Linked DNA regions of Mus musculus: regions 2, 3, 4, 5 and 6 are each linked to region 1. The links are chromatin loops, found by intact Hi-C in ENCODE. Cell type or tissue: heart. All regions are shown on one strand.

The links. Peaks named below come from ENCODE experiments on the same cell type or tissue, not always from the same donor. Only the 100,000 strongest peaks of a DNase experiment are listed, where the experiment ranks them.
Region 2: it touches region 1 in a loop (5-fold over the local background); 18 of 42 quality-filtered maps call a loop at or near these places.
Region 3: a loop joins it to region 1, with 2.8 times the contacts of the local background. A loop is called at or near these places in 3 of 42 quality-filtered maps.
Region 4: it touches region 1 in a loop (2.8-fold over the local background); 7 of 42 quality-filtered maps call a loop at or near these places.
Region 5: a loop joins it to region 1, with 3 times the contacts of the local background. A loop is called at or near these places in 3 of 42 quality-filtered maps.
Region 6: it touches region 1 in a loop (3-fold over the local background); 6 of 42 quality-filtered maps call a loop at or near these places.

The regions. Positions count from the first base shown.
Region 1 is chr7:71,377,130-71,381,129 of GRCm38, reverse strand. It overlaps Gm29328 (a long non-coding RNA gene), which reads right to left. Exons shown (of 3, transcript XR_001778177.1): 2 at 3,707-3,890; 3 at 1,245-1,476. It overlaps Gm36260 (a long non-coding RNA gene), which reads left to right and starts at 1,310. Exons shown (of 4, transcript XR_882213.2): 1 at 1,310-1,664; 2 at 3,647-3,727. In heart, a CTCF peak has its summit at 1,884 (motif pointing left); no DNase peak of the experiment used is centred here; H3K4me3 peaks cover 588 bases; H3K27ac peaks cover 3,159 bases.
Region 2 is chr7:71,865,243-71,869,242 of GRCm38, reverse strand. No RefSeq gene overlaps it. Among named protein-coding and RNA genes, the nearest start is that of 4930441H08Rik, 42 kb to the left of the region's middle. In heart, a CTCF peak has its summit at 1,934 (motif pointing right); no DNase peak of the experiment used is centred here.
Region 3 is chr7:71,701,983-71,705,982 of GRCm38, reverse strand. It overlaps Gm44689 (a long non-coding RNA gene), which reads left to right. Exons shown (of 4, transcript XR_003946799.1): 1 at 1-13; 2 at 3,465-3,861. Among named protein-coding and RNA genes, the nearest start is that of Gm44689, 2.1 kb to the left of the region's middle. In heart, a CTCF peak has its summit at 1,507; DNase peaks (open chromatin) are centred at 282 and 1,122; H3K4me3 peaks cover 806 bases; H3K27ac peaks cover 1,158 bases.
Region 4 is chr7:70,363,302-70,367,301 of GRCm38, reverse strand. It overlaps B130024G19Rik (RIKEN cDNA B130024G19 gene), which reads right to left and starts at 1,919. Exons shown (of 11, transcript NR_045850.1): 1 at 1,811-1,919. It also overlaps a transcript of Nr2f2 not described here. In heart, a CTCF peak has its summit at 2,275 (motif pointing right); DNase peaks (open chromatin) are centred at 1,741 and 2,281; H3K4me3 peaks cover 3,562 bases; H3K27ac peaks cover 3,492 bases; H3K27me3 peaks cover 1,291 bases.
Region 5 is chr7:72,164,603-72,168,602 of GRCm38, reverse strand. It overlaps Mctp2 (multiple C2 domains, transmembrane 2), which reads left to right. Exons shown (of 23, transcript NM_001024703.1): 15 at 3,892-3,993. Among named protein-coding and RNA genes, the nearest start is that of Gm36696, 56 kb to the right of the region's middle. In heart, no CTCF peak of the experiment used is centred here; a DNase peak (open chromatin) is centred at 2,352.
Region 6 is chr7:71,580,008-71,584,007 of GRCm38, reverse strand. No RefSeq gene overlaps it. Among named protein-coding and RNA genes, the nearest start is that of Gm44689, 120 kb to the left of the region's middle. In heart, a CTCF peak has its summit at 2,003 (motif pointing right); DNase peaks (open chromatin) are centred at 67 and 2,027; H3K27ac peaks cover 124 bases.

The DNA of each region.
Region 1 (4,000 bases):
CTTGTTGCAATAGAGCTGTTAGGTTTGGCATGAAGACGGCTATCAGATGCCTCCTTTGACATTAGTTGAGCCTTCAGTAAGTAAGACAAGCCTGAAGGATTAGGTTGTCAACTTCAACCTGTCATCTTTGGAGTCAGCAAAAAGAAAAAAAGGTGCTTTCTTGTTTCTTGCTTCTTTTCTTTTCTTTTCTCTTCTTTCCTTTCCTTGTCTTTCTTTTTTACTTGTCTTTCTTTCTCTATTTTTTCATCCCCCTCCCCTTTTTGTCACTGTTTGCATCTTCTCCACCAGTTTTGAGCTTTTCAGGCAAGGCAAAAGAGACAGTTAATAGGCGACAACCTCAACCCCACACTGCTCATGAAAGTGTCGTCTTTAAAGAGGAGAGAATCAAGCAGGCTGTAAGACTAATCGCCCTGCGCCGGTATGAATTTATCTAAAGAGGATTTCGTGTGGAACCCCCGGAGCCGGCCGCCAAACGGATGACTGCACAGTTTAAGAAAGTTAGTGGGACTTGTCCCAATCAACTGTCAGGCTGCATAAAAGGTTTGGGGCAAGCTGACTTAAGCAAACAATATTTAGCCGTCTAAGGATACCATAAGGCCTGAGATTTTGCTTTGTTGCGCTGTCAGGAAATATTGGTACGTATCAAGTAACACTCCTGGTGCAGAAGAGGTGCGTCTCCTTTCTGACTATCTCTATTTACAAAAGAGGCCTGTGCTCCCAGAAGGGTGGGGGCAGGGAACGTGCCAAACCCAGCACTTCACAGAGGTCCTTGCTTGCTTTTCCTGGGATCACAGTCTTCTTCAAAGAAGGAAAAAAAAATGAATTGAGCTAAAAAAAAAAATAAAAAATAAAAAAACCCAACTTCATTCTAAAAAAATAAAAATTAAACATTATTTGAATTTATAAATTCCCTGATTGCCTAGCAAAGACCCTGCCCATAGCCCCCAGACTGTCTGCTATGGATTCTTAAAAAACATGTTTCTCATTGTTTAGCACGTTCTGAAGTATGTTCAAAGCATCCGAGTCTCCAGTGTAAAATACAATCAGGAATATCCAGCTATCAAGCCTACACAGTAAACATTCTAAAGAGGTCCCATGAGCCAAAACTATTTTTGTTAGAAATAATCTCCACAATTCTAATGACTCATCCCTTTTAGTGTTTTAAGTACGTGGGGGAAGAAAAAAAATCATGATGTCTCCAGTTGGAAAATTGCATTGGGAACACTGAGTTGTTACTGAAGAAAGGCAGTTGAGTTGGAGAGTTTAATTTAAAAGGAAAAACAAAACAAAACAAAAACACAAAACAAAACAACAACAACAACAAAAACCCATCGTTCTTTATCAGAACACTCTAAACGTTCATTTGCTTCAGTATCGTTGTGCCTGGGGTGAAGTCCTTGAAGATTCTGGTGCTGAGAGTGTCAATGAAATACCCTTTGGCATTAAGCGCTCTGCCTTGAATCCTGATTGTGCCACCTGAAAGGAAAGGAACGGGAGTTCCTTAACGGCGTAATAAACCAGAAGAACCGAAGGGGAGAACCCGCTTGTTCTGTGAAGAAGATCGCTCCTAGTTAAACAAAGAAATTTGGGGTCGTCTGCTTTTCATGGAAATCTCCTACATATGGCCTTTGAAATTTGTCACTGAAGATGGGTTCCGCTCTAAGGTAAAAAGCCACTACTTTATAGCCTTTCAGCTGCAAGTCTCTGGATTTCCCCCGCCCCCTCTCTCTTGGCCTGCAGCCCAATATGAATGTATGATCACTAGTGCAATAGTTAAACATCTGAGTCTTTTTGAAGTGCCTTCAATGTTACAAGGATGTGATGGTTGATTGCCTAGCAGTCAGTTCGGAAAGGAACTACCTTCTGCCCCCTAGTGGTAGAAATTAATAATGGCTGCCTCGTCATACACCCTTCTCAGCCACCTCAGTTTTCCAGCGTTATGCTTAAATACTTAATGCTGCCTGGGATATATTTCTTTTTGCCCTCGAGACATGGGAACTTGCCATTTTCTCAGACTAACCTTGAGCTCTTAATCTTGTAATCCACCTGTCTCAGCTTCCTGACTGGTTGAGACTTGAGGTGTACCCTCTTGCCTTGGCCAAGGGTGCATTTTAAACAGTGCATGTCTGCACTGTGGGGAGGGGACTGCTTCCTGTGTCTCTGTGTCATACCTTGTATAGCCTCAACACTCTGCACTTCTCTGTTAAACAAAGTACACAATACTATAAACAGACATCGCCCCTAATGTAACTTTCTTCCTGGGAACATTCTGGACGGACTTAATGGGGAATATTAAACAAGTATGATCGGTTGGTGCTGCCAAAATTAGAAACAAAATGTACTTGTATTCAAAAAAGGTGCTGTGGGCTCTTGGGTATTGTGGAAACTTTGTGTCTCCTCCCAGAAGACACTTTTTTGTTTTGTTTTGTTTTGTTTTGTTTTGTTTTGTTTTGTTTTGTTTTTGTATTACATCAGGCAATATAAGCAAGTTGCACTAATTAGCACTGGATATGCCACAGGTCACATCTCCTTGTGTTAAAGGTCATCAACTAAGCCACATACACTGATATAGAGAAAGGGATTGTAGTGTGCTGTCAAGAATGTGCTGGGGCAGACACTGGTCACATACTACATATTTTCCCTCACTTGCAGGCAAGCTGAAAGGAATGTGAGTTTTGTTATTCGTTTATTTCCTGTATTGAGTTTTTGATTATTTTTGTTTGTTTGTTTGTTTGTTTTTTCATCTCTCACACAGAAGTCGAATTCCACATACAGCCAAGCATTAAAGGGCAGGTGGAAATGACATCCGCGATGTAGGTCCCCTTTAGGTTGGATATGTGTTTAGTGAGTGGAAAGGAGACAGAGAAGGAGGAGAGGGGGCCCTCAGAGAGGGGATGGGACAGCTGGACCATGTGGAATGTGTCAGTTTGCTTCTGGGCCACTATTGTGCTGCTGATGTTGGAATTCGGGCAAGGCGTGAGGTTATTGAATAAGGAGCCATGTAGATTCCAGCTGTCAACATGTGATCAGCTCTTTGTACAAAGAGAAGTTTTCTCTGGCCTCCAGTTTGATTGCTAGTGACAGCTACACGTTTCCCTGGGCTCTTTATGCTACCAGCTTGCATTTGGGTAGCCTTTGGCTCTGTTCTCTTTTCGGACTGGCCCTGTAAGCTTTAGTACCTGGCTCGTGAGGGCATGTTGACTGACATTGAAATGACGGGGACATCAGGCCTAATTCCAGAAAGGACATTAGGGCTGGGATATAAACAAACAAACAAAACAGTCCTCTTTTTAAAGAGAAAGTGCTTGCTATTGTTTATTTAGGTTTTGTGCACATCTATATGTGGTGTGTGTGTGTGTGTGTGTGTGTGATCTGTATGGGTCCATACATGTATGGATGGCTGTGTACTCAGTTCTGTTCTTCACCTTTGTTTTGACACAGGGTCTTTCCAGTGACCCCAAAGCTTACTGCTCCAACCATTAAGCCTGGATCTTTCTGTCTCTGTCCCTACAACCCTAGAGGTTTTAGACCCCCATTGCCACATCAGTTTTTATATAGGTACTGGGGATTTGAACTCAGGTCTTTATGCTTGTTCAGTAAGCATTTTACTCACTAATCCCATTGATCCATCTCTCTATCTCTACAGGAGTTTCCTTGCAAACATTTTACTTAAAGAGGGAAAACAGTATACTACGCCCTTTCTTACCGGAAGCATGCCAACTGCTGTGTAAGTATGTTAATGAAAGTCTTTCTTCAAACTGCTCCAGTGGACGGTACGAGCATCACGGTGCTGAACCGACATCCACGATTTCTTTTGCTGTCTTGCTATCAAGCACCTTTACTCTGTTGCTGATGCTGCTGACATTTCTGTTGAGATTCTGAAATCCTCTCTATACGTTGGAAAGGAAGGGAGACGAAGAGAAGGAGGAGTGGAAGAGAAAATTCTTTTCTGTGTGAGCCCACTCTAAAGCTTCTTGAATCTCATAGGAGGTCAGAAGGA
Region 2 (4,000 bases), 490 kb before region 1:
CGTACCTGAAAGGTGAAAATATAAAAGTTATCCCAACTCTTCTGATTTCCTTGTCACATATTTCATTGTTGTTTGCTCCCAGAGAGAGCTAAAGACTTAATTTAGTGGTATAGTTTAGTGAATTTAGTGGAATCTAAAAATGATTCAGGTATGTTTATACCTAGCGGCAGAAATGCACCTTTGGTTTTTAGGAACATAAACGTTGCTTCTAAGTTCCTCATTTTACAGATGAGTAAGGTGAAGTTGGGAAAATGGTTTTAATAAGATCCCTAAGTGGTAGAGTCCCTGTTAGGGACTCATGCGGCATATGTCAGGCACCTCACCTCTGCAGAAGACTTGCCGTGTTCACGTCCTGATTCCGTGTGTGCACAGCAAGCTTTCCCTGCAGAGTCAAGTGTGAGGTCCTAGGATCCAGAAAGACCTACGGTGGAGAGGCGTTCACTAGAATACAGAGTCCCAGGGGCTCTAGTCCCCACAACCTCTGTGGTGGCTAAGTGAAATACCAGAGCCGCCCCACCCCCCTCCACGCCGCTTTCTCTCTTGTTACTAACCTCGGTAAAGATCCACTTAGCCCACTCTGTATGATGTTGTAGAATATAGACCTGTCCAAAATGCCCCACTAGGAGAGGTCCTTCGAGCACTGCTCCCATTTCCCCTCTGATATTTAATATGTTAACTGCAGACTTAGAACTGCCTCTGCTTCTAATGACCTCCAAAGAAAAGTGGGGTGAAGTGGACAGGCGCTTCACCTGTGGGTGAAGTCCTCGAGATGAAAGCATCGCATAAGTTGGAGCAGTTGGGTTTGGCTCCTTCAGACAAGAAGGCAGGCTGGTAGGGAAAGTAACACCTCATTCCCTTGCTAATTCTGGTCTTATCTTATACTCAGTGTTCCATAGAGCTTGACTTGAAAGCTTTCATTTAAAACCCAATTCATATGAATTAGTGTACTACTCAAAATGTCAGGCTGCTAATAGGACATACATAGCAACTGGAAATTGAAATAAGTGCATTTTAATAGAGCTCGGGATTAGGATTTCCTCTATCTGTTTGACGTAGTATCACAATTATAATTGAGGGTGAATTTTTTTTCCTGTTGGCATTAATGATCCTCGCTCCAGAATTATCAATCATCCTGGATTCATTTATACCACTTCTCAGAAAATGATGAAGACGGAGAAAGTCCAAAGCTCTTGCTTATGGAACCAATTCGGAAGATGACTTCATTTGATACTGACAGATACAAGGAACGGACAGATATAAATCCATCTCACCAATGCTCCTCCCAACGAGCATAAACTGGGTGCCTTTAATTATGATGTCATATATGGTGATTTTCATCTCCTTGCAAATTACATCTATTGCATTGTTTGGTGTGTAGGGATTTGTGCTACCATGCAAAGGTGAAGGTCAGAAAGCAACTGTAGTAGTTCTCTTTCCACCCTGTAGGCCCCAGGAATGGAACTTGGTTGTCAGGCATGCATTTGGCCCTGAGCTATCTCACGAGCCTTTAGCTCTTTTACTTCAATTTAAGAAAAGTTTTAGATGTTCTCCTCTAAGTATGGCTAAAGGGAGACATTTCCTCCAAAAGGCTATAACAGCCATGGCAAATGACTCAGCTTAATATCCAAGTGGAAGAAATGAATGCTTGTTCATACTTCGGCTTGCTTCATTACTTCACCTGGATTTGACATGACTTCATTACTTCACCTGGATTTGACATGACTGTTTCAAAGAAAACATACACACACACACACACCGCATTACAGTCTGGGATATGAGGAAAGTTAGATTGTTTACATACAGTCACATTGGTTTTGAATATGAGAAACATCTATATTAGTGTAAATTTCCTAGGCTTATGCCTATGATTATTGATGAAACAACCCAGGAACGTCTTCTTCAGGTTCTCCCAGCCTGTACCTATTCCCTTCAAGCCCAGTAGAGGGCAGTCAAGTTCCATGGTTCAAGCGCAACTGCTGAGGCCAGGGTAAGATTTTCAATAAATCTCAGTGATTGGAATTAAGTTTTCCTTTAATGGTATTAAAGGGCACTCAGAATTACCTGAAGATTTTTTCCCTTTTATTAAAAACCTTACAACCTTTGTGAGAGGGACATGTCCCATGAAAGAAGTGAGATGGTGGAGGTGTTTGTCCCCCCCTGTTCCTAGCTGATGAGTCTCATTCCCAGAGGCCTTGTTTAATAATGAGGAGGGGGTGCTAAGGGAGCCAGATCTCCTGCTTTGACTTCTAATGTTGTATAAAGGAAAGGAATAGTGGGTGCAAGCAGGGGCACTCATCAGACTTTATCCTCAAATGAAAGAGAGAGGGGATAAGCTAGAGAAGGAGGGGAAAGTTGGAATGGATTGGATCACAATAGAAAACCAGTTGGAGGAACTTAAAATCTAACATCATTATAGATATACATTTTGGTAGTAGAAATATATATATATATATTTTTTTCAAAGGTAGAACTCAGGTTATGAGAAGACTGCCATGCCCCTCCATAGAAGTCTCTAATCAAAAATAAACACGGAAAATCAAAATCAATGTTCTCTTTTTCATTAGCAATAAAGCCAAGGATTAGAAAGCCCGACTCCACATAGAAAAATAGAAAGCCAAAAAGCCAGATGTGTTTAGATGGAAGTTGGAATATTTAAGAATATTCATATATATATATATATATATATATATATATATTACTCTCACACACATGTGTGTATATATATGTGTTGGGGGGAGAGTTACAATGAGGTTTAAAATCAGCCTTAATTTAAATATGTGGGAAAGATGCACATTTAGGGAGTTAAAAACAACCACAAGAATTAAGTATAATTCAGACCAGTTTTGCGTATGCATGTATGTATTTTAAATATGTTCTTTGTATTAACACTGTGCCTTATGCTATTTTTAGAAGCTTATTTAAGGAAACAGAGCTATCTGTTGCAAACAAAAATGTCCATACATGTAGAATATATCACATGTACATTTATGTGTATGTACATATCACAAGGTTCTGTGGATTTCTACCTGCCTAAAAGACAGCTTTCTTGGTGGCTAAGGCATTGCTGTCCCTCCCTAAGCTGCTCCGGAGGCCCGTGGATTAAGGAGGAATCCGAGTGATTTTCTACCTGACCCTGTTTTTTTACCCGTGCCCACCGTGCCTGAAGACTGAGCGGTCAGAAAGATCTGCCTCTGAAAGTGACCTTGCTCAGCAAGTTCAGATTGGCTCCTGTAGCAGTGCTGTTCCCAGAAGGGGCACTGCACATTGCCAAGTTGCGCTGCCTTGAAGATGGGTATGAGATCTGGATGTTGGGGGCAGGGGGTGGGATAAAAGAAGAAAGATACATCTTGCTGAGTGGCTGCGGCTGCTTATAAACAAACTTGGGCATTGTTTCTGGAGCGCTTTTACAGGGGAGAAGAAAGCTGGACACACACTAAGACTGGACTCCATTTGTGCTCTGCGGAGACCTTGGGGAGAGCTGCTTTTAACAGACTGGTTTGGTGGGGAAGATGATTTCCATCGGTTACTTTTAAAAGATACGTGCTATTTCAGCACAAAGCTGAGGCCCCTTAGAGCTGCACCAGGGATTAAGAAACTGCATGTATTTTAATGCCTTATGAATAGGTCTAGCTGATAAAAGAGGCTCTTGTTACCCCTGCTACATTTAAATGTGAAAAGCAGCTGCTTCTAGAGGGGAGGGGGCAGGCGAGTGGAGAAGAGACATCATTTTCATAGGGGTTTAATCTTCAGACTACATTGAAACCACAGAGTACCATTGGCCATTCTCTTCTGGGCGCCTCTAATCACTCAAAGATCTGTAAGATTGTACAGAGGGAAGGAGAGGGTGCAGAGGGCAGAGAAAGGGACCGAGTGTGGATCTCACTGACCATTTCCATCTGCATGTAGATTTTGGAATTCTGATCAAACTGCATGCGTGGTGCAGTGTCTTCTTCTTTTACAGGCTTTAACCCTGGAAACTTTAATGAACGTTCCAGTCAGT
Region 3 (4,000 bases), 320 kb before region 1:
GCCCAGTTGTCAGGTGTGTACGGTGATCTGGTTATGGACAGCTGGGTGTGACCAGAACTAGTCCAGTGTGGGCCAGGTGGAGTGATTAGGTGGAGTCCCCGGTAAGCGGAGGTTGGCGATCAGTGTGGGCGGTAATGCCTGCGGTCCTCGCCCGCAGGGCCGCTTGCAGACAATGGCTCCCCATCCTTATCGCTGCTCACAGGCCTCCCCAGAGCACAGCGGGCGGTGGCTCTCCCTCGGTCCGGACTGCCGCCCCGCCGCCCGCCGCTTCCTCCAGGCGACCTCACGGCCTGGGGCGCGGCGCGGACGGCCGGAAACGCTTGGTGGGATGGCGCGTCGGCGACACGCGCGGCCCGGCGGGGAAACAAAGGCGGGATGTGTGCGGCCAAGAGTCCGGAAAGCGGGCGCCGGCGGCGCAACCCCCGCTCCCCGCCCATTGTTCGCTGCGCGCGGCCACACGCGCCCAGGGCGAGCTAGCGCATCCTGCCCGACCTTCCCTGAGATGCCTGCCTGCGCTGGCTGCGCTGGGCAGGTGACATTCTGAGCGACCTTGTGATTTCAGAGCTGTCTTTGTCTGAGAGCTCCACATGGATGACTTCCTCTGACCACCATGCTGAGAACGGAGTGATGTTTCACTCCTGTTTTCCACATGAGAAGAAAAACCAACAAAAAACAAAACAAAACAAAAAACAAACTTCAGTAGAACAGGCTAGGTCTACTCCTGCTAATTCCAGGGTCCCAAATGAAACCATCTTCCACATGACTCCACATCTGAATTGCCATGGATTTGACTGTAGTTTTAAGTCAAGCATTGCAATAAAAGGAGTTTCTTTAGCCTGGTCCTTCAAGGCTGGTTATCTAGAAAGTCCAGTAGGAACCTAGAATTTCCGAGCTGGGATTTACTAATGACTTCCTGCCGTTTGCAAGATTGTCCTTTCCCCTATTGTTTTGGTTTCTGGCTGGCCCATTGAAGGAGAATGTGTCACTAATACAAAAACTAAGTGTTGTCTGTGGCAAGTGTTCAAGTCTAAGGCATAAGTAGATTGAGGACCAAGACTTTCAGAGTCAACAGATTAGTCAACCTGCAGTTTCCATCTTTTGAGTCATCAGAGTTGGCCTCCCCTAGTTAATCCACGAATGCACATATTTATGTGTTTTTTGACAACCTGTGCCCCCCGGGGGAATGAATTCTGGATGGTTGTTGATCCAGTCTTCCTTTGTTGTTAAGGCAGCCTGTGTCTCTTAGCACCTGAAGATGACCCTAGCTCCCTTGGCCTGAGGTCAATAAGGACCAAATTGCTCTCTTGTGGTACTGGATTTGTAAAGAAACCGGACTGTTTCATGCCAGAATTAGATGGAGCCCTCTGGCTAACCAGAAGAGGTTCTAAGGACTGGTGATCAAAATTAAATATAGTGAGCCTTGTGGAACATTGACCAGCTGAGGGCACGGGTAAGGAGGAGACACCAATCCTTTTCCTCGGGAGGTCAGAATGTTACAGAGAGGTTCCAGTGCTTCTAAACATCCTCTAGGAGGGGCTGTGAAGTCATTTATTGGAAAAATACTTACCAAGTCTTACTGTAGAAGATTCTGAGGAGAATAGAACAAAACAAAAACAAAACTGGAAAATTGTCTTAGATCTCAACCTCATGGTTTATAATCTAGTAGAGAATGTCAGAAAAGAGTACTTGATGTCCATATGCAAATAGTGAAGGCGCTGGCCTACAGGAGACGGTGTGCATGGCGGTGCTAAAGGGGCATTGCAGAAGGAAGGCTACCATGTGAGTAGTTTTTCCAAGAGCATCCTAGGCTTGGGAAAGATTATTTCAGAGTTGGCTGTGTGGAGGTTGGAAACACTGTCTGTTAGGAGAGAACTAAAGGACCCTAGTGTGGCTACAGCTTCTGCGTGTTTGGTGGAAGGAGTCCTTGGCTGATTCAGAAGCTAGTTTATCAGATCAGATCAAAGAGGGCATCTAGATTAGACTAGAGTAATGGGGATGACTAGAGATGGCAACAGATAATAGAAGAGGAGGATGGAAGAGGTGAGCATGAAGGAGGTTAGTACACAGAATGCGTGCGAGGGAAAAAGGATTTAACAAAAGTAGCCCCACCAGTTACTGGCTGAGCAGTTCCCTTGGAGCAATAATATGGAAGAAAAGGTCAGGTGGGGCAGTTATGCATTATATCTTGGGCACATGAGATGTGAGGTGACTTGAAGTGATTGAGATGTCATCAGAACACTGAGGTGGGGAGTGGGAAAGGAACAAACTTTGTTGGAAGACAGATGTCGCCTTCAATGTGACAAAGCAGGAATAAGTGGGGTGAGGACCTAGGTAGATTCATACATTTGGTAGCAGGGAGGCCCAGAAATGGGTGGCTTGAATACTTAAGGCTCAGAATAATTGATAGGGGATAATAACCAGTAAAAATTAAATATTAGGAGCTCATTTATTATAATATATAGTTTTTATTTATTGAAATGGAAAATCCAGATGGAAAAGAGAAGGGTAGTTGGTCAAGGAAATATGAGCAACTTAAGATAACTAAGAAGATGTAAAGGAGAAGAGAGACAGCATCATAGAATGAAGGGGGTCCAGCCAAGACTAGATGACAAGTGATGGTTAGGGGGCCATATGACTGATGCTCGCTTGGACAAGGACATGGCCAGGATCAAGACTGAGTCAAATAGTTATAGGAGTTATTGGAGAGGAATTAGTTAGGAAGTGAAGCCCCTGAGGTTTTGAATCTTCATCTTCACACATTTAAGGAACCTAAGGTAGCAGTAGGGCTTAGGTTAAAAAAGAAGAGGCTTCCAACTGGGGCCTCTCATTTTTGATGATGGATGGGAAAGAGAGACAGAGATGGGGAGGAAGAAGAGGTATCAACACATCTGTCAGCAACAGAGGCAAACGGGCATTGAGGAATCACCATGAGTGGGCAGAAGAGTCTGGGTGGGGTGAAAGAGAAACTAGAAACCTCTTCACCGATCTGCCCACTTCAGGCGTCCACCAGTAACCCTTGCTAATATGAGCAATTAGACCCGAAAGCACTTTCATCTCTGAAGTATTTCTGGAAAAAACATCTTTCCCACGTTGTATTTTTGAAAATTGACAGAAGTCACTGAATAGGTTAGCTCTCCAGAGGACTGTGTGGAATCTGTGAACTCCAGAGCCAGAGGAAAAAGCACTTAATACACAATCTGGCCGTTGGCTGTTATGGCTATTCTTAGTAAGATTTGTAAGCAGACCGCTTTTTGCTCAGAACGCATCATCTTTTTGATACACATGTACAACTCTTCATTTCTATTTAAAATGGGCTGGAATGCTATTTTTTATCTGACTATCCACCCCCTTGTCTATGCATACACACTGCAGTCAGTCTCCTGACTCATGTTGTACTCTCATGTCTTAGCTTTCATATGAATTTTTAGGGCACATTCAAGAGAAAATATATGTTCTTGCTGTAGGAGAAAGACTTCAACAATCTAAGAAAAAAGAAGGAGGAGGAGGAGGAGAAGAAAGAAGAAGAAGAAGAAGAAGAAGAAGAAGAAGAAGAAGAAGAAGAAGAAGAAGAAGAAGAAGAAGAAGAAGAAAATGGGCACCAATGGAGCAGTGACGTGCTAGAAATCAGAAAGGCAGCCAAAATCTGCTACACATCATTTAGTCTTGTGCCAACCAAGGTCTCCCTAATCTCTGAATCTGAGATAAGAGTGTGCTGCATGATGTGATATGATAATATATCTCCAAAATATTATCTGCTGCTGTCTAAGTCATTAATTCTTTCTTCATCTCTCCTACATGCTGTGCTGTGTGGCTGAGAAATATTGACCCATGGTGCTCACCAGGAGAGGAGCAGGCTTCTATGTGAGTTAGTCATGTTTATTTTTGTGTTTCTCTCTCTCTCTCTCTCTCTCTCTCTCTCTCTCTCTCTCTCTCCCCTCTCTCTACTTCTCCCTCTTCCCCTCTCTTCTACTTTCTCCTCCCTCTTTCCCCCATTTCTCTG
Region 4 (4,000 bases), 1.0 Mb after region 1:
TCTTACCATAACAGTTTCCTAAAATAAAAGATTCATGTTTCCCCATTCTTCTCCTCTTAAAACAAAACAAAACAACAACAACAACAAAAATCCATTAGTTCAAACTGTACTAAACTGCAAGAGACAGCTCAGTCTGCTCTCAAGTTTTGCCAGTTATTGTATCTCTGCTTCTTTTACTCGTTTGGGGGAATTGATAAGGGGAGGGGTGAATTAAGTATTCATTATTTAAAGGCATGAAATAGGGGAACCCCTCCTCCCAAAAGAAATAGATTTCCTCTTCAGGAAAGTTCTAGAATGGACAGTAGAAAGGGGAGGGAGGCACTAATCCACAGGGGAGAGGAAGAAAAATCATTGGGGAGGGGGGACTTGAGTTAAAAGTAGAAAATGAGGATTCCAATTGATTCCTAGGAAAAAATGTTGGCCTCCTGTTTCAAGTTCTATCTTTGATCCAGGGTGAGAGGACCGTGTCTGCCAGTCTTAGGCTGCAGCTCCCCCCCCCCTCTGGTTTTTCCCCCCCAACTTGCTTTAGGATTAGCTTCCATCCCTCTCAACCCCAAATGGTGGAATTTGGCTGTGCCTCGGGGTTGTCCTGCTTTGCAATATTGCCTATAGTTGTTTTCGGTTTTCTGCTAAGACTGAGCCGGGTTGCTCCAGCCTCCGACTAAACTCATTAAGTTGGGAGATTTTTTTTTTTTTTTCAATTGGAAGGGTGTTTTTAAAGTCTCCTCTTTCCAGCCCCAAACAAGGTGTAACAACGCACTCTTCCTTCTAAGGCATCAGATGAGAGACAAGGATCACTCCAGACAGCTCCTACCTACGGTTTGGGGTTTTTTTTTCTTAAAGGCGAGGCTTGCATTCCTCAGCAGCTATGTACAAAGCTCCCTGAAGCTGTCTCTCTCTCTCTAAAGTTAGTGTGCAGGCTTTTCCAACGGCTGAGAGCGCCTGGTACACAGGGAAGCAGTTCCTTGAGGTGGAAGATCTCTTCTTTCACCTTTCTTTTTCCCTGCAGACTAATGCCTACTTTTTTATCAGTTTGCACAATCGCTTAGATAAACACCGAGGAGGAGAGTCTCTTTAATTATCAAAGACACATCTTTTCAGGGGGCCAACAAAGCATTTATTTCACCCGCCAAACTAAAGGAGAGTTATTCCAGTTTAGAAGGAAGATGCAAGCGGTTTGGGACCTTGAACAAGGCAAATATGGTTTTGGTATGTTTGCTTACTGTATTTTTTTCTCTTTCTCTTCTTTCTCACTTTTCTCCTTGTGCTGTGTGGGGTTGGGGATGACTTGGGGCTTTTCAGAAAATCGCTTTGCTAACGTGTATGCAATGCCTCGGACTGTGGTTGAAGGGGTCTGGGGGAGGGTGGGGGCAGTCAATTCAGTGCGTTGCCATATTTTATTACATGTATGTGGTAGCAGAGGTGGAAGGGGGGGATACAATTGCAAAGCTGCCAAAATATGATTAAACCGAAGCATAAAGACTGCGGTTGCCTCCCATCTCCTCGTCCTGTCTTCTCAAACTCATTTCCTTCCATAGAACTGACTGAAAACCAATCCTATATGCCTGGTTTTCCAAGCAGCAGATTGTCTAGGTTTGCTAGCGAAGGGGCTGCTAGGCTGGCTTTGGGTATCAGAATTTCCTGTTCGATTTGCCTCTGCGCTTCATTTTGCAACCTTGTGCAGCTGACATGCAGGCAGGCAAGCAGGCAGGCAGGCAGGGACCAAAGCCTTGCCTGGCGCCCTCGGCCGCGGTTCCGGAAGGAGAGCGCTCTGTTAAGCTAGGAGAATCTCAAGGAGAAGGGTACTCACCATCGGGCGGGGTGGTGAAGCTGGCGTGCGGATTTCAGGCAAACGTTTACCTTTTTGCTGTCTATTGCAACTGCGCCGGGCTGACTTTAGAAGCAATTCTGTGCTCTGTGCAAAATGTTCATGGAACGGTTCCTCATTAAAAAAAAAAAAAAAAAGCCAGCGAGAGAGACGACAGAGGCAGAAAGAAAAAAGAGAGGAGGGGTGAGGGGGACGCACATAAACCCAGTTTCAAAAAAAAAAAAAATCATCTCTTCACTAGAGACTCCGGAAACGTAGAGGCAGCGAGATCCCAGCACAGTCCAACCAAGCCACAACCAAATAATTTTCAATCCTGAAGAATTATTCAGATTAAAATGTACAGAAGTTTCATTCTCCTATGCCTACGTGAGCCCCAAGTCGTTTCCCTTTAAGGGCTCCTTTTCTTTTAAAGTTGGATTTTAGGCAGCAAGGACTCTTACACTAGGGGGCAGACAGATACTGCACTTACTTCAATCTTAAGCAATTTTTTCCCTCCCAGCATATGCTCTGATTTAGCACTGTAAATTTTTCAGAGGACCCAACTCTGACAGCCCCTGGTGATTTTCAAAGTACCACAAGCCAGTGGTTAAAAATTGCATTGACTTGGAAGTTCAGAGGGACACAATGGAAGCCCCTTCTCTATTCACGGAGCTCCAGTGTGGTGGAAGAGAAAAACACACACGACTAGATTGAGGGAAAGGAGAAATTCAATGGATCCTGGATTCTACTGAGCTCAGAGTTAAACTCGGAATTGCTGGGGTCTGTATTCATATTGTGATTTAATCTGTAAAGAATTACAGACTAGCCAACCACTTTCTGCAAGGAAACCATATTCCTGGGAGCTGAGGATATATATTTTTTTCATATTAAGACAAATGTTTTCCCCTAACTTTGACCAGTCAAATAAAGCTTGCCACCATTCTCATTAAAATAGATTTACATTTGCAGTAAAGGGCTTGGCTGAGTTTTTAAAAATAATAACATATAGAGTTGTATCTTTTAATTTTAGGACTTTTAAATCTTAGAGTTAAGACAGCTGAGCATCTTTAAGAAGGGCATTTAAAAATATTTTTGCTCCTCCCCATCCCCAATTCGGCTGTCCTGTCTCTTCATTCTCTCAGTAAAATTAATTACAATTCATGTGGTGATTTTTTTCCCTTCCCTTTCTAAACAGCATTTCTATAGCTAAATGAGTCCTAAAATACAAAGTGAAGCACCTCTAACTCTGTGGTAGTTATGTGCCTAGCTGGCTGTAATTCTACAATTCATATATACATATATATATATATATATATATATATATACATATATATATATATTTGAAGTCTATAATTTCTTTAGCTTGAAAAATGAGGAACACACACACGAAGCTTCTCCTCAAAAATCACCTCTTCGTGTGTGTGTGTGTGTGTGTGTGTGTGTGTGTGTGTATGTGTAAAAAGTAATCTTGACATGGAAATGGCTGCACTGGAGAGGCAAGATTAACATTTCTCCATAATCAATTATGCTCATCTATTAAGTCGAGATGGGGCTACCTATTAAATTTCCTGTGTCAGCCTCAGTCTCACTATATGCTGAGCTTGCCTCTAATCTGACATTTGCAGTATCAAATAATTCCTTAAATCAGAGAAGTTTTTTTTAAAGACCCACAATTCTCTGAAATGACTTATTTTCTATCTTTCTTATTCTCTGTAGGAGAAAGTTATATGGTGTCTCTAATCAGCCAGAAGTGCTCAGCCTAGCTTTACTCTATGACCACCTTATTACACACCAGGTTTATGATAGGCTAGTACCTGCTATAGCTTGTTATTTCTTAAAACATTCAAATAATCACAGCACCTGCCGCTGTAGTGCAATATGTGAGTTCTGTGGAGAAAGGGAAGGCTGAGAAAGATTTCAGGGTGAAGCTTAAATAGGATTTTTTTTTCTCTTTGCCAAAAAGTCAGCGTCTGCCTGCCCATATCTTTCTGCCCTCCTTGTCTCACACTCTGTCTCTATGTGCAAAAGAAACTGCCCCGAAAGCGTGGTTTTCTCATGTCAACTGTATGTTCAGTTCATTTTACTAAAGTAAAATTTACACTGCCAAATTTCTGCACTACCAAGGATGCTTCCTAAAGTTGTTGTTTTACTCTTTGTGGTGTCTTCTTTTCCCTCTTGTAGCTCAGCAAATTT
Region 5 (4,000 bases), 790 kb before region 1:
ATGAAGCAGCACCATCTGTGTGATTGTCTTTAGAGCTCTTCCTTGGGGCCCTGTGGGCTCAGCAGAGGGTATACAACTAAAGGAAGTGACTTCCTCTCTCTGCAATCTGTGCAGAGTCAGAGTTCAGAGGTGAAAGGAGGGGACTCCAATGCCCCCCGTCCCTTCATAGGGACAGCTACAGGCTGGCCTTGTAACATAAATTTTCATAGTAATTTTTCTTTGATCCCAAATCTCAAATTATTACTTAGTAACAGACTTCCTGGAGCTTTTAAACTGTTTGGAGAATTACCAAAGAGTTACCTTTTACAGTGCTCCAGATGGATGACATGTAACTCACAGGACAGAAAGTAATGGAAGGCAGGTAGGAAAGCTCATTTCTTTCTCATCATGAAAGGTGCTATTCTAAACTATGGGGAAATTTGTTCCTAATAATTCCAGAAGTATTATTCCCAATTATAGAATATATATTCCTAATTAGATTACATATCTTTTATATTACCCTGTGAGGATGTCTTAAATTATGGTCTAATATTTTCCTTCTTACCTACACAGTTGAATATAAAGATTATATAATAAATCTGTTCCAATATTTTATCTTACAGAACTGAAGTTTAATATATTAGCTGGCTTTCCTCCCCCTTCTCCCCCCCCAGGCCCCCGAGAACCTTAGTTTGGTGGAAATGTAGTCTTAGCAGGTGTAAGCACAGAAGACTCTCCAAATCAGCAAAAATCTCCTTTTGTTGTGAATTTACAATGATTGTTTCTTCTGGGTGAGCTGAGAGTGGTTTCCAGCTCTAGCTTCGGCTATCTTGATAGTAGAGACAGATTCTCACCTCTAAATGTTCTTTTGGCTGTGTTTTAAGTTTCCTATTGTATAAAAATTGTTAAATTTTAGTATTAAAAATAATCTTCAGAATTGTCACTATAAATCCTGAGTGTGGCCTTACATATGCAGTGTGCTTGCTTAGCATTCATGGAGTGCTATCGTGCGGGAGCTGGGCAGATGCACCTAGCTTTTCCCACCAAATCTTCATCCTCTGTTCAAGGGTTGGCAGTTCAGTTTCATAATAGACCTGGAAAGTATTTTCCAGAACATTCTCTTTTGTTTTAGTCTCAGTATTTATGGTGATGGCACTCTAGCTGCTTTTCATTTTGAACACTATAACCCCATAAAAAGGGGCATATGTAACATAATGCCATGAAATTACATTGGTAGCTACAAAATAAGCTTATAAACTTCATGTATTTTTTTAACATTTATTTTATTATCTTTAATCTTTTATTTTTTTACAGTCCAGTCATTATTCCATTCCCAGTCAACCCTCCGACAGCTCCTCATCCCATTTCTTGTCCACCAGTCTCCAAGAGGATGCCCCCCCCACACACACAAACCATCTCCACCCCCCCCCCCCCCCCACTGCCAGGCCTTCCCACTCCCTGGGGCCTCAAGTCTCTCAAGGGTTAGATGCATCTTCTCTCACTGAGGCCAGACCAGACAGTCCTCTGCTGCATATGTGTTGTGGGGTCTCATATCAGCTAGTGTATGCTGTCTGGTTGGTGGCTTAGTGTCTGAGAGATCTTGGAGGTCCAGGTCAGCTGAGACTGCTGGTCTTCCTATGGGGTTGCCCTCCTCCTCAGCTTCTTCCAGTCTTTCCTTAATTCAAACCACAGGCGTCTCCGACTTCAGTCCATTGGTTGGGTGTAAGTGTCTACATCTGCCTTGGTCAGCTGCTTGTTGGGCCTCAAAATCTAAATACTTTTTTAAGTCTATTTTTTATGAATATAAAGCTTCAGAAAAAATAAATAAAAGAAGAGTTAGATGTGTACCAATATCCTATTTAATTCCTGATCCAGGAGAGGGATTGTGATATTTATATATGTTCAAGAGGAATAGAGGTTTTTAATTTTATAATCTTCAAACATTTAATATTTGTGTATTCCAATTAAATTTTCTATTAAAGTAGTAAATGTTACATTGTATCTTTGTTTTTGATGCTATCTTCAATGTTCCTACATGGATTCTGAATTTCGCTGACACAATGGTAGGGACATTGAGTAACAGGAAATGGTCATTTACCAAATTAAAAAAAAATCCTTCTACGAAATAATTTTATATGGACACTTCTTGTTCTTTTGTTGACCTTCCCTCGCCCTTAAGAAATCATGGAAATTTTAAGCTAACATTACAAGAACTGAGGACAGAAACAAATTGAAGTTGGAAGTACTTCAGCTTGGCAAATTGACATGCTGTTTTTGTCTTTATGTCTTTCAACTTTAACACCCACAATTTATTAAGTGAGACTCCGTGCCAGAGCGGAAGCCGAGGATCCTGTTTGGACACCGTTGAGGAAGGAAGCCGGGACTTTATGGGGCACCCCCTTCCTCTCAGCCGCTGACCAGGAAAGCCATCTTTCCGTATGAAAGCTATTCAATCTGAGAGGTGGGGTGCTTTGGGAAGGAAGATGACCTCTCCCTTGTAAAGTGGAATTGCTGTTTCCCCACCGTGACTTACTCAACGCATTTCCACCAGTGTTTATAAGACCACTTGTGTGAATGATTGTGGTGACAGCAATAGTCATTTAAAATATGGCTCAGATTCCTGGCCTTCCAATTTCCCAAGTTATTTGAATTATTAAGCACTAGAGTCACAATAGAATGTTGGACAAGCTCAGGCTGTGCTGAGGCTCTTTTAGAGTAGAGTGTGTTTTCTAAATGCCACAAGTGCCATCAGCCTGTCCACCACTACTGCTCTGTACAAAAAGCATGGCTGCCCTCAATCTGAAGACAGAACAAGGATTTCTTTAGATAGCGCCCTTTCAAGGAAGCCAAGGGCTTTCTGAGCTGCCATAGGAAGGGTTTGCTTAGATATCAAACAGTCCGGGAATGGCAGGTCGCTAGCATAGTACATGGAAGTGCTGGGACATGCAGGACGGAGGTCAGAGTGACTTGGTACTGTCAAAGTTGTGTAGGTAATGTTGTGTCACTTGATTTATTTGGGACCTTGACCTTAACCTCAGCTAAGATTTGATTTAATTAATTTGAGTTGTTTCAGGGCCAGAGAATCACTGATAGCTATATAATAAAAATTAGTTGCTTTAGTCATTTCCTTATGATTCTTCAATCTTCTTTGGGAATAATTTTATACTTAAAGGAAAAGTGTGAAGAAAAGAGAGTTCTCTATTTTCTTCCCATGCTAGCATCTTACATTACTGTGTTGCATTTGCCAGCACTAGAATGTCACCAATAGTAGTATGTTATGAGTAAGTAAACTTGGGTCCTCATTTGGATTTTAGCTGGTCCTTCATTAATATAATTTTTTCTCTTCCAGGAACTAGTTCATGGTACTAAATATATTTAATTATCCTAGTCTTTTCTGATTCATAACAGTATTATACTCTGTCATTTTTCCCCATAACTTGACAATTTTTAGAATTATTGGCAACAAATTTTGGAGAAAGTTCATCATATTTGAATATGTGGAAAAGTTTGGTCACCAGAATGGGGAGGGGTCCTGTTATCATATCATAATCTGTACCACTAGGTTTCTTTCAACATACTACTTTAAGCTGATGGTTGTTACTTTATCTTCTTATCAATTATAATCTCATTCTAAATTAAAAGTTGATTAATCTTTTAGTTAGTGCCTGAGTAATATTTTCTTCACCTGTAACCATATGGTGGTAAAAAAAAATGAGATCACTATAAAAACTGGAAATAAATTACCAAGTCATGTCAGAAGATATAAAATGAGTTGTAAAATCCATTTTTGCAGAGGCAAAAAAAAAAAATTAAATACCTTTCCAACTTTGTCAAAGTTAGTTGTTTTGGTTTTGCTATTGAAAACACACAGATCATAGCACTAATATATACTTTGCTTTTTATTCCTCGCAGATTAGAGATGGACAACCAAACTGTTATGTGTTGAAGAATAAAGACTTAGAGCAAGCTTTTAAAGGGCTTATTTACTTAGAGTTGGACCTCATATATAATCCGGTAAGTG
Region 6 (4,000 bases), 200 kb before region 1:
GATCAGCATTTTTAAAGACTTGTTGGAAGGAGGAACTGCATAAGCTTCTGGGCTATAAAATCCCAGCTGCATTTGTCCTTGGGTGGGGATGGGAATGGTTTGTTAGTGTAGCCAGAGACCCAGCCCTGACCTCTGCTTTGGCCCTGTTATAGCCATCAGGCAGCCTGATCTCTATCACTCTACTTGAGTTCTTGCCAACTAGATGCAGAGATGAGCCATTGTAGTTGATTACGTGGTTCAAACTTAGACTGCCACCAGTAGAGGAAGCTGCTATTTAATTGAAGTTCAAAGCATCCAATAGGACTGGTCATTTTGTTTTGTTTTAACACAGAGGAGGTTTAGAAAGTAGTTCAGTACAAATACACTCAGTAGAGTTTGAAGGACAGAATGTTCTTTTGGGAAACTGTTTTCTTATGCCAAGGCCAACATTAAGAGGAGCACAGAATATTTTGCTCATCAATGAGTAAATTCATTATTATGTTTATTCACTTTTTTGTCCAGGTTTTAATTCAATCTTTACTCATAGCCTTCAAAGTCAAATATGTGGTACTAGAAACATGAAGAAGACTAAGGCATTCCTTTGCTTAGGGAGTTAGAGTTTAACGAGAGAAACCTAGAATATGAAAGGATGAATATAGAATGGAGTGGGCACTGGTCCAGGAGGACACAGAATACAATAATAATGGTGTTTGGGGTTGAGCCATTGTCTGGCGACTGAGTCTATAGTTGGATAAACATGACTAAGGGAAGTATGGGTAGATTAAGGAAAGGATAGACACCGGGGTAATTATCTGAGGAAGGAAGACTGTCTTTTACAGCCCTATGAAGAAAGGCTTTCATAAAAATTACATGGTCAAATTGGAACCCGGAGAAGCTGGGCATGGGGAGGTCAGGTGAGGCTAGCTATGGGAGATAAGAAGCACAGACTTTATTATCAAGAAGCCACTAGACTGAGTACAAGAAAATGTCAGTTCAACATGAGAGGAAGTTCAGTTGAGAAATTATTTACCCAATGGTGAGGATACATAAACAAGCACAGAAAAATACACTTGAAGAGACTGATATTAAGGAAATGTCTCTAAGAAGCCAAACTTATGACAGGTTAGAGATAATTAGGAAAGAGAGTGGCAGGTCAAAGATGCTCACAGCTGTGTCAGTTTGGCAACGATTGAAGAAAGAATAATAGACACTGTATTCCTGAAGAGGAGTAGCCATGCTACAATGGGAAGAAGGGAGTCCTTGCAAACTGATGGGTGAAGATGGGTTGTAATGGATTACTTGCTTGATAATTGAAAAAAATCACCCAGAGATTCCATATGCCAATGTAGAGAACACAACGTAAAAGATTGAACTAGAACATGCCAGAATTTCTACAAATTCAATCATAGAAGGGAAGTTTCAAAAATAATGTATTTGATTTTAAATGGGCTTCATTAATTCATTAATGTATTATCAATTAACTTATCAAGAAAAATTCTTTTAACATTTAATATAATGGGAAATAACTAGGGATCAAGAAGCGATAACGCATGGTCTATAGGGGTAAAGTAGCATCCACAGTAGCCCACGATTTTATAGTTTGAGAAAACTTTATTAGAACACACATCTATATTGATTCAGTTAAATGTTGCCTATGGCTATTTTGATGTTCAGTGGCTCAGATGAGAAGGTAATTGTAGAGATTGCCTGATTCAAAAAGCTATGTAGGAGAACAGCAGAAGATGCTCCCTCTAACAATCAAAGAAATGGGAAAGCCAATGGGAATATATTTACCTGAATTAGGAAATTGGTATGGTTCTTCCTGTGTCACTGAACCAACTTGAAGAAGGATGCTTAAAATGTTTTAGTAGAATATTTGTTCACTCCATCCACCTGTTGCCGGCACATGAAGGTAAATGGTGCATGAATGGCAAGGAATAGTCAGTACTGGAGTGTGGATGGCCTATGGAAAGGGTCACTGGAACCCACAGACCTAAAGCAAGGTCGGGGAACCCTAAGGAGCAGCCACAGGAGGGCAGCAAAGTCACATGATGTTAAAAATAGCTCCTTGGGAGCAAGAGAGGCCAGCAGTGTGCCTATTTAAAGAATTATCTGGAATTTAGTGTAATGCAGCCGAAGATCCAATGGGAGTTGCTTTAGCATGACTAATAGTTTCCCCTGGATCAAATTAGGAAGTACTCAGAAATAAAACTTTGCACTTGAGAGAATCCACATATTTGAAAACAAGAGAGAACTTTGATTATCAGATGATGTGTCAGTTAGTTCCTGGAGAAGGTGTGTGTATGTCCACTTAAATAATGAATGTCCCCATTTTATCTGAGTCCTTCAGAAAATGGCATAAGCACACTACCACCATAATCCTGCAGTGAAAACAAAATCTTCTTATAATTATTTTACAGCAACAGTAGACATTGGACATTGAGAAACAGCATCTTTCTTTCTCTCTCTCTTTCTTTTTTCTTTTTTTCTTTCTTTCCCTTCTTTTATTTCTATCTGTCTGTCTGTCTTTCTTTCTCCCCTCCACCACATTTACTTATTTTGTGCTCTGCTCTTGCCAAACATTGAATTTGAGAAGGGGAATATAGCACAAGATTAAAAAGAGAGTGATGGAGCTGTTTTTTAATGTTAAAATCATGCTCACACCAAGAATAAAAAATACCCATAGGGAATAGATCCTGACTTTAAAAGATAGTTCTGCTTTTATTTCTGTTCCTTGCTTTGATTTTGGTCATATGTCATGCCACATTTTAATTTGAAAATGTAGACAGACATCTAAAATCTTTGGCTTGGAAGGACAGAAGATCAAAGTTTTAATGTAGACAAATGTACTTATTCCATTTTTTAGACTTTATTTTGAAATTTTATTTTCAAACACTGAGCTTAGAATCAATTTTTATAACCTATTTAATTGAACTTATATACCCCTCCAAAGTTGACATGGGTCTTAGAGGTGACAAGCCAGTTCTTGACAGAGGCATGCCCACCATTCAACCTTCCTCAACCCGTTCTCATCTCTGGTGATAGTCTTTGTTGGCTCATGGCGGTGCATCTATTAAATGCTTGCTGAAATAATTATATTTTGAAAACCCTTGATATTTAGGAGGAAATTGATGACTCTCTAAATCAGGATCAACTTTGACCAGATCTTTCCAACTAAGAAGAAGTGATGACTAAATAATTATAACAGTTATAAGAATTTTTTTTCTTTGATTATGACAATAGATAAAAGCTTACACATTGGGAATTAAAAGGAACTTTAGTAAAAAATAATAATTAACTTTGTAGGGGTGTATGTATGTGCTAAAGGGAGAAGGCAGAGAGATAGAGAGTGTAGAAAGTAAGGGAGGGGCTGAGACAAATGGAGCCCTAGCAACTTTTGAAGCAGCAATAGAAAGATGTATACATAAATGTACAGCTTTAATAATTTATAGACTGTTTTCACTTACAGACAATTCACTAGGCTCTGCCCAATAGTTACCTTGCAAGAGCTTGCACTGCTGCTTGCTAGCATTGAGCCAGGCATATAAGAAGACCTCTCTCTCTCTCTCTCTCTCTCTCTCTCTCTCTCTCTCTCTCTCTCTCTGTCTGTCTCTCTGTCTCTGTCTCTGTCTCTCTCCCTACATGTTCCTGGCTCATCTCTTCCTCTCTTCCTGTCTTTCTTCTTGTCTTCCTGTCTTCCTCACCCTCTCTCTGCCTCCACCCTTTTCTCTTCCCCAAAATAAATCTTTATACTGGTCTTGTGCTATGGCATGATTCCCCACATGGGACACCCCTGCAATTATACCCAATTGTGCCTCATTATAACATATAACAGTCTTTATAGAAAAAAAATGTACGTAAGTCTCTAGCACAGTTGAATTCTAACTACAATTCTCCCTACTTGCTTCACTTTAAATAACTGTTCCTGTGCTGTGCAGCTTCTGCAACCTCAGTGCCCTGAGCTTTGCTTCCCAGGCCTTTTATCAGGTTGTGGATGGTGAAGGATGAATTTTCCAGGTAA